2 separate regions of the Homo sapiens genome follow, and region 1 is linked to region 2. Evidence: chromatin contacts called from ENCODE Hi-C data. All regions are on one chromosome and are shown on one strand. Each heading gives the region's core, a stretch centred on a gene start or an enhancer-like site at or near the end of the contact. The rest is flanking DNA. Distances are from core to core; before and after follow the strand shown. Region 1 holds the start of GRHL1 (grainyhead like transcription factor 1). Region 2 holds the start of MBOAT2 (membrane bound glycerophospholipid O-acyltransferase 2).

Region 1 (7,406 bases), core at 1-2,500, 950 kb before region 2:
TGAAATATGTTTCAGGCAATAATTTAACTGCATATTCTACAACATAAGAGTAATCCATTTAAGATACTCCATACAAAATATCTATCTCATCCAGAAAAAGAACACACTGACAAAAACCGATCCTTCACAAATAACTAAGAAACTGGGAGGGGTACCTATCTGCCTTAAACTTCCTGATCTGAAATATACTGACTGGCCTGGTGCGATTTCCCTGTTTTTTCTTTAGTAAGTTTTTAAAATTTTTAGGACAATTTTATATTTTCAGAAAAGCTGCAAAGAAAATACAGAAAACTCCCTCGCCCAGTTAATCCCCCATGCCTTATTACACTACCACCTCACATTTGTCGAAATACGCTTTTAAATCACACACTCTAAAAAGCATATTAGCTTGTACAGTACTTTCTCGTTTAACACCCGGATTTCAAAGTTTCATCCTCTTGATTCTCTCGAGCACTAAAAACACGGTAATCTGTAATTACCATCAATGATGCAAGTGGCAAAATAACTCCTACAGCCGTTTTCCCACTCATGCCGCCAGCCAGGGAAAAGAAAACGCCCGGACATCGGGGCACTTCAACCTTTCCCTACATTTCTGTTTTGGAGGTTCCAGCAGGTCGCCGAGTGACGAGCCTGAGACCACAGATTACCTGGAGAAGTCCACCTGTCCCGACGCGGCGCGAGCCCCACCAGGCTCCCGAGGCCGACCGGGCAGGAGAGGGGGGCGGGGAGGCCCGGGGGCGTTGGCTGCGCCCCGACCTCGCGCCGCACCCGACCGCGCCGGGGGCCCGGACCCCAAGGTGCGCGCCCGAGGGGACCCAACCTGGCCGCGGAGGAGGGGAGGAGGGTGGCCCCTCCGGTGTCGAGTTTCCCCGAGGACAGGGTCTCTCCTCCCGAGGCTCCGACCGAACAAAGAGCACGGCAGGGCTAAGGGGCAAAGGCCGTGGCGGCGTGGAGTGGACAGCGGCCCCCGGCTCGCGCCCCGCGCCCGCCCGCCCGCGCGGCCTCGGGTCTGCGCCCGGCTCGCTCGCTGCAGGTGCGGCCCCTCAGCGCGGCCCCCCCGCGGCGGCCGGACTCCTGCGCCTCACTCACTTGTCGTACTCCTGTGTCATCGCGCCCGCTCGCCGCTGCCGGGCCGCAGAACTGGACTTTCGGGTTGGGACAGTACACCCGATCCGGGGGGAGGAGGCGGCGGCGGCGGCTGCGGGTCCGGAGCGGCGGCCCCGACGGGTTGGGTTTGCTTTTCTCGCTCTGAGCCGGCTCCGCGCGGGCTGCGCGCACTGGGCGCCGGGCTCGGCCGCTCATTGGCTGGCGATGCGCCGGCTGGGGGCGAGGCCTCGGGGCTGGGAGGCCGGTCGCGCCTCCTGATTGGTCGGCGAGAAGAGCGCCGGGGCGGGGCTGACGGGGACGAGCGGCGCGGGGCGGGGGGCGGGGGCCGCGCGTTCCGCGAGGTTGCGCCCGGGACTGCGCTCCCGGGGCTGCGCGCCCGACTCGCGGCCGTACGCGCCTGCCCTGACAGGAGAGGGAGCGCTGCGGCTGCGGCGCGCACCCGCCAACCTCCGCGCGCACCGAGAGCGCCCCCGCTCGCGCCCCGCCACCGCCCCCGCCGCCCCCGCCGTCCCCGCCGTCCCCGGCCATCCCCTTCGCGACGAGCCCCGGCCGTACAGCCGCCTCCTTCTTCGCTCACTCAGGCCTCCGCGCCCCGTGCCCACATTGCCCGCTGTTCCGGCCCCAGCGCCCCGCGCTGCCCCTGCGCTCGCCCGGCGGGGGCGCCTCTGCCGGTCGCCGCGCTCCCCGGTCGCGCGTCTCACCTCTCGGTTCTCGCAGGCTGTCACGCCCGAGTCCCGTGGCTTCCCCCGAGAGCCGTCTCCGGAATGTCCCTTCTCCTGGCCCACCGCGGCCGCGCGCTTTTAGGATTTCTTGCCCTCGCAGCTCCCGCGGTCCCCTCGGCGGCAGTCCCTGGGGCTCCGCGATGTCTGTGCCCCGCAGCCTCCCGGGCGCCACTTCCCCGCGCGGCCGCCCCACGCTGCCCGTGCAGTCGCGCGCCCCGGGCCGGCCCCGGGCACCACTCCACCGCGACGGCCCCCACTTGTCCTTCCCGAGCTGCCGTCTTTCCCAGGGTCCGCTCACTGAGTCCCCACATGCCCAGCGTCGGACCTGACCCTCGGACAGGCGCGGCCCCAGACGCCGGGGACAGGGCAGTCAACAGAACAGACACAACTCCTCGCCTTCCTAGTTGGGGTAACGGGCAATACAAAAACAAGTAAATGGTGTGGCTGGTTGGAAGGTAAAGCAGGCAGGCCCTGGGGAGGCGGGGAGGAGCGAGGCTTTCAGGCTTGAAGGAGATGAGGGGCCACGAAGGTGGGACTGTACCTGAGGCAGGGACCCTGGTGTGTTTTGTGACCCTTGAGGAGACCCGGGTGGCTGGTGGGGCACAGGGAGGCGGGAGCTGCGGTCAGAGATAGTGGGCGCAGGGGAGCGGATTGAGCAGGGCCTTGCCGGCTTCCGTAAGGACTGTGGCTTTCCCTCTGGGCTAGGTGGGGACGCCTTGGAGGGGCTTGGAGCAGGGTAGTGACAGGGTCTCACATTTTAAAATAGTTCTCTGCTGCTGCGTGGTGGGGACCAGGTAGGAGGCCATTGCCATGATGCAGGCCGAGGGCAATAGAGTGAGGTGGTGGGAAGTGGCCGAATTCTGGATATGCTTTGAAGGTGGGACCAGCAGGATTGTCTGAAAATTGGATATGGGGTGTGAGAGAAAGAGAGAATCAAGGATGACTACAGCGTTTCCAGCTGGGCAACTGGAGGAATGATTTGCCATCCCCTGGGATACAGAAGACCTGGGGCATAGAAGATTTGGGGGAGAACGAGAGTCTGTTTTGGACGTGCTAAGCTCAAGATGTATGGGAGATAAAAATCCATGAATCAGGTGGGCTCCTGGGTACGAGGCTGGAGTGCAAGGGAGAAGTCTGGGCTGAAGCTCACATCTGGGCGCCGCCCACGTCTAGAGGCCATTTAAAGCCATGAGAAGGCAGGAAGGAAAGAGGATGGGACCCATGCTGGATCCAGGAGCCTCCGACACAGAAAGGCTGGGAGGAAGAGCCAGTGGAGGAGACAGAAGACGGGGACACCGAGGTCGGAAGCAATGGAAGCGTGGAAGCCAAGGGAAGGAGGTGAAGTGAGGAGCAGCATGAGGTCACAGGGCCCTCCTGCAGCCAGCAGTCCCTCCTCTGTGCCCTGGTCCAAGGCCTTCAGGGACCGGAATCGGCAGCCTCACTTGAGACCGCCCTTCGCAGTTTCTGTCCTCTGACCCCGGGCCCAGCACTGGATCCATGCAGCCTGTTGTTTGTTCTTACCACTAGTTTCCTGTTTAAATCATTTATTATTTTTTTCTTTTCCTTTTTTTTTTTTTTTTTTTTTTTGAGGCGGAATCTCCCTCTGTTGCCCAGGCTGGAGTGCAGTGCCGTGATCTCAGCTTACTGCAACCTCTGCCTCCTGGGTTCAAGCGACTCTCCTGCCTCAGCCTCCCAAGTAGCTAGGATCACAGGCGCCCACCACCACGCTCGGCTAATTTTTCTATTTTTAGTAGAGATGGGGTTTCACTAAGTTGACCAGGCAGGTCTCAAACTCCTGACCTCAGGCAATCTGCCCGCCTCGGCCTCTCAAAGTGCTGGGATTACAGGCATGAGTCACCGCGCCCTGCCAAATCAATTATGTTTTCTAAGCACGCTAATTTAAGAAAAATGCTAGTCAATAACAGCACAGATGGTCCCAAATAGGGTACAAGTCATCAGGGTGGTGCCAAAGTGACTGACTTGGGAACAGTGTCCCTCTACCTGCCTTTCTTCTATTTCCTCTGACCCGGCTCCACACTGCCACTGGAGTGGCCTTTATAAAACACAGATTTCTTGTCACTCAGTTATACTCACCATAAAGTCCACACTCCTGAGCTCAGCCTCCCCTTGGCGGCCCAGCACTTCCCTTACTGCTCACTCCCAAGCACCGTCCCCGCATTCCCTGCTCCTTCCCTCCATGCTTGGCCCACTCCACTCAACTTCCAGCCTGGCTCATTTCCTCCAGGTGGCCTTCCCAACCCTCTAGGCTGGACAAGGTGTCCTGTGGGATCCACAGCGCCTTCTGCATTGCCCATCACCATGTTTGTCTTATGGGCTTTCCTGTTTGTGTCTGTCTCCACCAAGTGTGAGCTTTTCCAGAGAGGGCAGCGGTTGTACCACCTTCATTTTTATGTTCCTGGTGCCTGGTATATACATAGAAAATATCCAGCAAATGTCTACTGAATGGATGCAGTCCTCTGCAGGCATGCGTTCTGCGCCCAGTCTCCTCCCTTCTGTAGCATAGCTAGGGCTCTTTTAAATGACCCCCCCCACCGTTGCAGAAGATGAAAGTCCTTGAGCCTAATACATGGTAGGCACAAAATAAATAGGGGATGAATGAAGAAATATCCAATCATAAAGCCAAAAACAAGAACAGGAAGAGCCTGAGGTTATTAGACCATAGCTGTAGTAATTAAAAACATTGGGTCTATTTTGTCAATTTGAATATGGGATTGTTTAGTTTGTCTCTAATAGCTCTCTAAAACAGAAATGAAAATCTCTATCTATGACCTGTTGCCATGAACCCTGTTTATTTCATTTTATTTTATCTGAGACAGGGTCTCACTGTGTTACTCAGGCTGGAGTGCAGTGGCACCATCACAGCTCACCGCAGCCTTGACTTCCCAGGCTCAAGTGATTCTCCCACCTCAGCCTCCTGAGTAGCTGGGGCTACACGTGCACACCACCACACCTGGCTAGTGTGTATGTGTGTGTGTGTGTATGTTTTGTAGAGACAGGGTCTCACCATATTGCCCAGGCTGGTCTTGAACTCCTGTGCTCCAACGATCCTCCCATCCTCCCAGCCTCCCAAAGTGCTGGGATTACAGATGTGAACCACCATGCCTGGCCTACCCTCTTCATTTTTAAGTTCTTTACTATTTGTTTAAATTATTAAAGTAATATATGCACATAGTTTTTATGGAAGAAAAAATGCTGGGCGTGCTGGCTCACGCCTGTAATCCCAGAGCTTTGGGAGGCCGATGTGGGCAGATCACCTGAGGTCAGGGGTTTGAGACCAGCCTGGCCAACATGGTGAAACCCCATCTCTAACAAAAATACAAAAATTAGCCGGGCATGGTGGTGGGTATCTGTATTCCCAGCTACTCGGGAGGCTGAGGCAGGAGAATCGCTTGAACCCAGAAGGCGGAGGTTGCAGTGAGCCAAGATCGCGCCACTGCACTCCAGCCTGGGTGACAACAAGACTCCATCTCAAAAATAAAAAAAGATAGAAAGGGATTAGGAACGGGACAAAGAAAGGAGAAAGGAAGAAATTGAAGCTCTGCAGAAGGATACAGAATGCAGTCCCTGGCCTCCTCCATTCCCAGCCCCTAATCCTTGAGACAACCACTGTGAACAATTTGTGTTGATCTTTCCAGATATCTTCTGTCTGTACAAGCACTCACATGGTTTATTTTCTTAGACAAATGGGATTCGGACTGCACAATCTTCCACAGCTTGCTTGTTTTTCCTTTCTATGGTTTAAACATTTTCCACATCAGCACATAGAAATCTAGTTCACTTTAAAAAATGGCTGTATGGTGTTTCCTTGAATGGCTATATGATAACTTGAATGTATTGGTGAGCAATTAGGGTTTTTTCCCCTAGCTTTTCTTAATTACAAACATTCACAATAACACATTCCTCTAACTACATTTTTGCACACTTGATCAGGTATTGCCATAGGATAAATTCCTAGAATCGGAGTTACTGAGAAAAGGGAATGCACAGCTGCCATTTGGTTTTTTGTTTGTTTGTTTTTTGAGATGGAGTTTGGCTCTTGTTGCCCAGGCTGGAATGCAGTGATGCAATCTCTGCTCACTGCAACCTCCACGTCCCGGGTTCAAGTGATTCTCAAGCCTCAGCCTCCAGAGTAGCTGGGATTACCAGTACCTGCCACCACACCCGGCTAATTTTTGTATTATTAGTAGAGATGGTGTTTTGCCATGTTAGCCAGGCTGGTCTCACACTCCTGACCTCAGGTGATCCACCCATCTCGGCCTCCCAGAGTGCTGGGATTACAGGCATGAGCCACTGCCACCGCACCTGGCCTGCAGCTGCCATTTTCCTGGCTCTTGCCGGATTGTTTTCCAAAAGGCTGCTCTTATTTAGATTCCTACCACAGAATATCAGACTGCCTACCGTGCCGCACCCTAGACAACCGTGGGCAACATTGAAGTTTGCTTGGCTAGTCTATTCGATGAAAAATGGGATCTCGTTGTTTTGAATTGCTTTTTTTTTTAAGTTATGAGTGAGGTTTTTCATCTTTTTATTTGTTTGGCAATAATCTTTTTAAACTCAAAGGTAGTGTTTTTTCAAAGAAAGAGGATCTTTGAAGGTACCTTCCCAAGCCATGAGTTTCAGAGTAGAGAACTAATTTGGGACCCCCGCTCCCATTGGAGACCATATGGTACGGTACTAACAGGCTCATGGGTGCATTGAGTGGGGTTGGGAGGTGGCTAGTAGATTTAGAGTTACAAGACCTGGGTTCTAGTCCAGGTTCTTCTATTGACCAGCAGGGTGATCTCAGTAGAGTCACTGCACCCCTGTCACAGAGTTCTCTGAGCGCGTCCTGAATCTCAGGCACCTGGCATTGCCTGTGCTTTTCCTCTCTCCCTTGCCACCCAAGTTACATCTTTAGTGGCCAACTTCAAATGCCAGCTCTTCCAGGAACCCTTCCCATCCCAGTAGGAGGACTCCCCAAGCACCTCCGCTGTCCTTCGTGAAGCCACTCATCGCAAGTGGCTCTGCCTTTACTTGACTCAGTTCCGCACAATTCCGAGGGAGGAACTGAGGCAGATACAGATTCACATGCCAGGGCTGCCTCTGATTTTTATCTTTAGTCTACTTCGCTGCCAGTCCTTGCTTTTCTTATCTGTAAAACATGGAAAATACATCAAGAGACGTGGAGTTAACTATGAATAAAGTACTTAAAGACTCACACAATGCCTGGCAGACAGACGCTGGCAGATGGCGTTCATCTTCTTTAAAGACTAGGCAGTAGGAACCCTGTCCAATTCCTCCACATCCTTGTTGGTTGGACATGTTACCTAATCCATGTGTGGAATTCCCCACATTCAGGGACTTCAGCCCTGATGAAACAGCCCATATTGAAGGGACATCTCAGGGGGCTGAAAGATGATGGCAGAGCCTTCACCCTGACATCCAAGCACCTGTCCCCCCAGTTCATCAGAACCCGGGGTCTCAAGGTCGTGCCAGTGCGAGATGAAAGTCTTTCCACTCCGGAGAAACTGGTGTGGGAGGCAGGGAGTGTAAAATCTCCACCCTCACCACCAGCTC
Region 2 (6,914 bases), core at 424-2,923:
CACTGGAACACTCCCCTGGGGGAATGAAGGTCCTGTTCTTTTTACTCTTCCTTTTATCCTCTATTCCATTTCAGCTGAGAATCCACCAAACTAGGATTGAGTCGACCAGTGAAAGGATTCTAGGCAAGACGGGATTGCACTGATGAGTTCCACTGCCTCCTTTTCAGAGAGACAAACGTAAGCCCACAGACTGATTACTAAGGCAGGTGTATTTTTATCTGTGCTGCCTTCTTATTCAAGACTCTAAGCTAGTCATCAACCCAATGGTATAACTGATAGCTGACGGGAGTTTCTGGAATGGGTGTTAAGTGTGAGAGAGATGAAGGCCTAGTGATAAGGTCGGCTCTAAATGTAGATTTACTTGGATTCCAATCTACTTACCAGCTGTGTGCCCCTGGGCAAGTTACCTCTTCTGTGACTCAACTTCCTTGAAGGAGGGTGTGTAAAAGTGTCTATTTCACACGGTTATTGTGAGGATTAAATACCAAAAGTATTAAAGCTGTGGTTAAACTCTCAGTAAACATTAGTTATTTCTACCAAAGTTAAACTGCCAAATCCTTGAGTCTTGATTTGTCCTCATAACTGCTGTGGCATTTCTCCTCTTTTAAAGTCTTCTGAACAGAAGTTGACGTTTGCATTTTAAAGGAACTCAAATGGCTTACTTTTACGAAGTTGGGGGGATTATATATACACGTGACCCGCCAGGGTATGTAAACCTGGCGGACTTCAACAGTCTGGGGGTGCCTGCGCTCAAGGGGTGAAGGGATGCTTAGAAACTTTCTCAGGAAGAAGGTGGGGCCTTCAACGAGGGCGGCTGGCTACAAAGAACTAAACTTTCACACAGCAAAGGGGAGCCGGTCTCCCTGCGCCCGCGGGCGTCGAACCCAGGCCCAGCTCTCACCACCCAAAGGCCCGGGTGCGGCTGCAGGGTGACGAAAGCGTCAGACCCCGGGGCTGCTCTCAGCTTTGGGCTTTCACCCGGCACTCTCCCAGACAAAGGGGCTTCTCAGCCAGGTCGCTGTTTTGGTTTGTCGTCCTCCCAGCCCCCACCTTCGTCCCCAACTTCCCCTGGCGCTGGCTCGGCGGCGTCCCTCACATCGTCCCTCCGGCCGCCACCCCGGGCCCCTTTGTTGTCTGCCGTCTCTCCCAGAGAGGGGTGGGGGGCCGCGACATTCCAGGGAGGAGAAACCGAGGAGTGAGGGGCAAAGACGCTCTTCCATGCTCTCACCCGAGGAGCGCGCCCCACGACGCTGGCCAGCCGTTCTCCGGCGACGGCCCGGGCCGCGCCTCGGCGCCCTCGCCCGGGTCCTCGGCACGGGGGAGGGGCGTGGCGCGGCCGGCGCTCTCTGATTGGCTGCGGGCGTCAGGGCGTCGCGCCGCGATTGGGTCGCGCAGCTGTCTGGAGCGAGAGCGCGCGAGGTGGGGAGGGGGCCGCTGGAAGCTGCTGGAAGTCGGGGGCGGGGGATGCGGCTGGGGCGCCGGGGCGGGGACGACGGGGGCGACGGCAGGACGGGCCGCGCCTGTGCAGGGCGGTCGGGGGCGGCGGGCGCGGGAGGAGGTGGCGGCGGAGGGGGAGGTGCGAGCCGGGCACCGCCCCCGGCCCCTCCCCGGCCTTCCCCGCGCAGAGCTCCGACCGCGGGCGGCCCAGGGGCGGGCGCGCCGCTGCATCCCCATCCTCGTCGTCGCCCGGCACAGCGCGAGCGGGCGAGCGGCGCGGGCGGCCGGAGCGCCGAGGCCCGGCCATGGCCACCACCAGCACCACGGGCTCCACCCTGCTGCAGCCCCTCAGCAACGCCGTGCAGCTGCCCATCGACCAGGTACCCCGAGGCGCCCTGGCGCCGGGCGTCGCGCCCTCGCCGCCCCTCCCCGCCGCGGTGCCACCCGACCGGGGGCCCGGGAGGAGGGTGGGGGCTGGGGCCGGGCGCCCGGTGCCCCCCTACCCGCCGCTCCCTGGAAGGGAGGGGGCAACAAGCCGGTTATTGTCCCAGAGCCCCCTCCCTCCTGGGTGCGCCCCCAGCCCGCCATCCCCGGGCCGAGCGGGAGGTGGGCCGGGCGTTGTTGCCGGCGACAGCCCCCGGGGAGGGTGGTCGTATGGGCGTGCGGGTGTGCATGCGGTCCCTGCCCTTCGCGGCAGCGGCGCTCGGATCCGGTGGTCGGGTCCCGGAGCAGCCCCCGGTGCGCATGGACCGGGTTGTGGAAAGGGTGCGGAAGGCTGCGCTTTGGGGAGCCTGGCGTGGTGCTGCCTGCCCCGCGCGCGCCTCTGAGCGACCCCCGGAGAGGCTGATGCATGGGTCTGGGTGTGCTGGGTGCCTTAGAGACGGCGTCGATGGGTGCTAGGGGCCCGGAGAGGCTTAAGCGCTACTGCACTTTGGGGACAGTTTGCGTTGGATTGTGGCTTAAGAGAGACAGAGGCAACAGTTTGTGGGAAGGCAGACAGGTTATGAAGAAAAGTCGGAGTTAATCCCAGGATTCTTGCTGACAAAGTGGCAACCTTGTAGATTGATGCAGCCACTTTACCTCCTTGCCCAGCCCTCAGAAAAGCTCTTGACAGTGTCTAGGGAAGGGTGGTATTTAAATGAGGCCAATCGAGTTTGATGGTTTAAAGGGCCTAACGATTACTGAGAAATAAACAGCATTGTGATGGGAAAAGCAGCGCCATTTTTACTGAGAAAAGAAAGTTTGGAAGTATTTTGTTGTGACAGTGAGATTTAGGGAAGTTGTTAATGAGGCGGGGGCTGGGGGGCGGGGGTGTATAGTTAGGTGATTGCTCTAGCCCCAGGCTAAAGGTAGTTAACTTTGGAAATTTTGCTTACAGTTATTTCAAGTGTACTTAACCTGGAAGTGTTTGGACTTCACACGGGATACTGGTTCACTGTCTTGAACTTGAAGGTGCTGCTGTCATTTAGTCTTCAGGGATTTCACTTCAATACGGGATTCCTTCTTGTCCAGACGGCTTTCCATAGCAGCAAGCTGGAAACCTGACATTAGGATACTAGCTGCTTTGTGCTTTACTGTTTTAAATAAAATCGCCTTAAGTATGTCGAAGGAGTGTTAAACAATTGTGGCTTCTGTTGAAATTCCACATCGCGGTCATAACTTCTGGTTAATAGTAAAGTACCTATCCCCCACCTGTCTTGAACAAGAGTTCTAATGGGTGTCTTGCTAATAAAGTATGGTAGTGAAATTAATCGTGTATTCGAAGAAAATATTCTTCTCTCTTTATTAATAAATTGACCAGAATTTAGGGTTTTTCATCCTCCCGGCCCCGCGGAGGATTCTTGCTGACATTTCCACACTGGTGTGCAGTGTATGACCTTTTAGCATATCACACTCCTGCCTTAAATAGGCTACTTCCAGTATATCAGCAAATGCAGGGTGGGTGTCTGTTGAAAAGTTCTTTGCTGATGAGGAGCAAGGGAGATAGGTTTATATATTTACATTTCTTTCAGAGAGATGGGCACATGTTCACGTTCCCTTTTTCTCTCCCCCATCTTTCTTTCCCTCCCGCTCCATGTCTGCCATAGCCCTACCCGTCCCTGCTATGCTGAAATATTTTCTTGACTATGCTAATAATACCTATTCATTTATATAATGCTTATAACTTTTTAAAGTGATTTGCTATTAATGAACGCATTTAAGCATCCAGAGAAAGTTCTTTTCAGTACTGAAGTAAGCAGGAGAATCAAGGGAAAGTGACAGGACTTAAAATTTTTGACATCCTTCTTTATTAGCTAAAGGTCTTAAGTTGGTACCTTGGGACTACTCTAAATTTGTACAGCCATGTGTAGCCCTGACTTTGTATAGCACAGTCGTGCACTGCATAGTGACATTTTGGTCATCAGACCACATGTCTGCTGGTGGTCTCGTAAGATTATGATGGAGCTGAACAATTCCTATTGCCTAGTAAAGCTGTAGTCATTGTCATGTCGTAGCACCACGCATTACTCATGTGTTTGTGGTGATGCCAGTGTAAACAAACCTAATGTGCTGCCAGTCCAAACCTACTGTGCTGCCAGTCCTATAAAAGTCTAGCACATTGTGTATACTACACAATTAGGTACAGTACGTAATATTTGATAATCCTAAGTGCATCACTGGTTTATGTATTTACTATACTTTTTATTGTTGTTTTAGAGTATACTCCTATTTATTTAAAAAAAAAATTAACTGTGGAACAGCCTGAGGCAGGGCCTTCAGGAAATATTCCAGAAGGCATTGTTATTGTAGGACATGACAGCTCCGTGCATGTTATTGCCCCTGAAGACCTTTCAGTGGGACAGGCTGTGGAGGTGGAAGACAGTGATGTTAATGATCCTGACCCTGTGTGGGCCTAGGCTAGTGTGTGTGTTTGTGTCTTAGTTTTTAATCGTTTTTTAAATTAAAAAAATTTTAATAGAAAAAAGCCGATAGAATAAGGATATAAAGGAAGAATATTTTTATACAACTGTACAGTATGTTTTACGCTGTTATTATAAAAGAATTAAAAACTTAATAAAGTAAAAAAGTTACAGTAAGCCAAGGTTAATTTATTATTGAAGAAAGGAAAATATATTTTATAAATTCAGTGTAGCGTAAATGTAGAGTATTTATGAAGTCTACAGTGGTGTACGGTAAAGTCCTGGACCTTTGCATTCACACGCTGGTCACTCACCCTCCTAGGCTGTACCATCTGGTCTAGGTGTGTAGCAGACTATGCCATCTAGGTTTGTGTAAGTACACTATGGTGTCCACACAGCAACAAAATTGCCTAATGATGCATTTTTCAGAACATAGCCTCATCATTAAGTGACACATGACTGTAGTTTGAGTTGTTTTCTCTTTGAGCAAGGCTTTAAAATATTGGATTAATACCACACAAGCCTTAACTTTTCATAGTGATAATAAGTTGTTCTTTGAAGCACCTTAGAGTTGACTTTCTTGTTGATGAAGCTGTTGGAATAACTAAAAACTCAATTTTGTAAAATTGGATGACTAAAGTCATTTATCCATTATTTTAAAGTTGAGCAAAATAAAAATTTTTATAATGTAAATCATTTATTCCAAGTTGAGAGAAATCTTATGAATTTGTTATAATCACATAGTGTGATTCAACAGGAAAAAGACAAATCAGGAAATGAAAAGTGTAAAAATATAACTTGTTAGTATGTTAATTTGGTATGTGCTAATTAACAATGTTTTGAAAAATTGGGAAATTATAAAAGCAGTTGTTTGATGTCCGAGGAAGAAAAGGACTTTAGTGTAAGAAAAACAATTAACTTTTTACTAGGTAAGTGTGGAATTTATGAGATGATAGAAATTATGGGTCTGCATGGAATGTAAGAATGCACCTTGCAGGGCAAGGTAGCAGAAAGGAGGAAGTGTTTTGTGGTTAGGCTGAGGCCAGGGAAGGAAAAGAAGCAAAATACTTTGCCTTAGACTCCTGGGTTGCTTAATTTTTACTGAGAATTCCAGAGGTATTGGAATTTAGGTAGCCATAGTATTTGTTCAATAGGCCTTAAATTTTAATAAAAATGTAGAATCTATTATCAAGTGAAGTTACATGATGCTTTAAGATAGGAAGTATCGGCATCTGATGTTTGCCTTTCTAGGCCTTGTTTTCCAGATGACTTTATTTCTAGGGTAATGTTTAGTAGGTGGTTATGATTAAAGGAATGTATGGAGAGTGGGTTTTGAGGAGGGAAATGGACTGAGAAAGAGCTGTGCCAAGAAAAGGCCCAAGTGTGCTGTTTAGACAACATCAGGAATCACTGAAGGTATCTGTGTTCTTTATTATTAATAGTTGCTGATGTGCTGGATTTTTAAGACTCGAAAGCGAGCACCAAAATGAAACAAAATAATTAAATGTCCCAGATCAACCTATTTTTTAGAGTGTTTTTATTTTTCAATCTTAACATATCCTGTACGCTATTACATTCGATTTGCCTAACTCCCGGTTACCAAACTGAGGTTGCTATCCAGCCTTTTCCCTCTTCCTCCCTCCCTCCCATCTCTTTCTTGCCTTTTTAACCATTTTCTGTCCTTATTTCTCATGATGCTGTAATTACTGCTATGAAACTAGAGTAAATTTCCCTAGTGATGTGATATCCAGGATGGCATACTTGGCAGAAGGCCAGTTAGGGATGAAGCTGGCCTGTATAAAGTCATTGAACAGCCATGTTTAGGGACAGGGGTCATTCATTGTTTTACAGATAATATGCTGAATTCCGGGCAGGGAAAGGGGCAAGATGGAGACTCAGGATCTTTTGAAAGGTTTGGACGGGGAAGGGGAAGGAGGAATGGTTATATGTTACTAATCCTGCAAAGTCAGATAATAATTATAATGTCTAACACTTAATACAGTTTTCAAAGCTGTTTCACACAGATTATATTATTTAATCAAATCCTCACAACACCTGGTGAAGTCAGATAAAGTTCAAGACCTGAAGTATTTAGCTTCACGGGTGTGTGTGTGCGTGCACGTATGTATTTACCATTTGAATAAAAAAGGTCAGGTTTAGTTTATGGTCTTAATAATATGTGGCAAATATTTTTGGTAGATCATTGTTTTAGATCATATTTTTGGAGGGAAAGGAGGAGAGCAACTGAAGGTCCCTGAAGTCGACACTGAAGGACTAGGGGTTGTGGTTGACACAGAGAAAATGATGATGTGTAAGGGAGAGAAAGCATTGTGGGCTTACGAGATCCTTGTTTCCTTTTTGGACAGTTCATTGACTGATCTTTTCTATATATTCCCAACCCCCGCCCCCCGCTCTTCCCCTGCACCGTGCAGATAACCAGTGAAGTGAAGTTGATGTTATGGAAAAGGGTAGTTGAAAACATTCACTTCTTTAATCTTCCTGCAGGTCTGTACTATGATGAATTCCATTTTATAGATGAAGAAACAGGTGAAGTTCTCAGTATTGAGCCTTCTTAAG

What was found. A loop is a pair of places that touch in the nucleus more often than their neighbours do. Pooled maps may share reads with other maps.
Region 1: a map of CD4-positive, alpha-beta T cell shows a loop between it and region 2 (5-fold over the local background). The contact joins the promoter of GRHL1 here to the promoter of MBOAT2 in region 2. A Hi-C loop is called at or near these places in 2 of 168 maps with a recorded cell type or tissue (CD4-positive, alpha-beta T cell and CD8-positive, alpha-beta T cell) and 5 of 50 pooled maps.

What each region holds. Positions count from the first base shown.
Region 1 is chr2:9,945,537-9,952,942 of GRCh38, reverse strand. It overlaps GRHL1 (grainyhead like transcription factor 1), which reads right to left and starts at 1,250. Exons shown (of 16, transcript NM_198182.3): 1 at 1,090-1,250. The coding sequence starts at 1,109. LOC105373422 (a long non-coding RNA gene) reads left to right here and starts at 2,090. Exons shown (of 3, transcript XR_922784.4): 1 at 2,090-2,238. RefSeq lists silencers at 960-1,499, 1,590-1,639, 1,740-1,789, 1,940-2,019.
Region 2 is chr2:8,998,443-9,005,356 of GRCh38, reverse strand. MBOAT2 (membrane bound glycerophospholipid O-acyltransferase 2) reads left to right here and starts at 1,673. Exons shown (of 13, transcript NM_138799.4): 1 at 1,673-1,817. The coding sequence starts at 1,743. LOC124907728 (a long non-coding RNA gene) reads right to left here and starts at 1,281. Exons shown (of 2, transcript XR_007086199.1): 1 at 1,229-1,281. RefSeq lists silencers at 1,300-1,759, 2,303-2,597 and an enhancer at 2,362-3,016.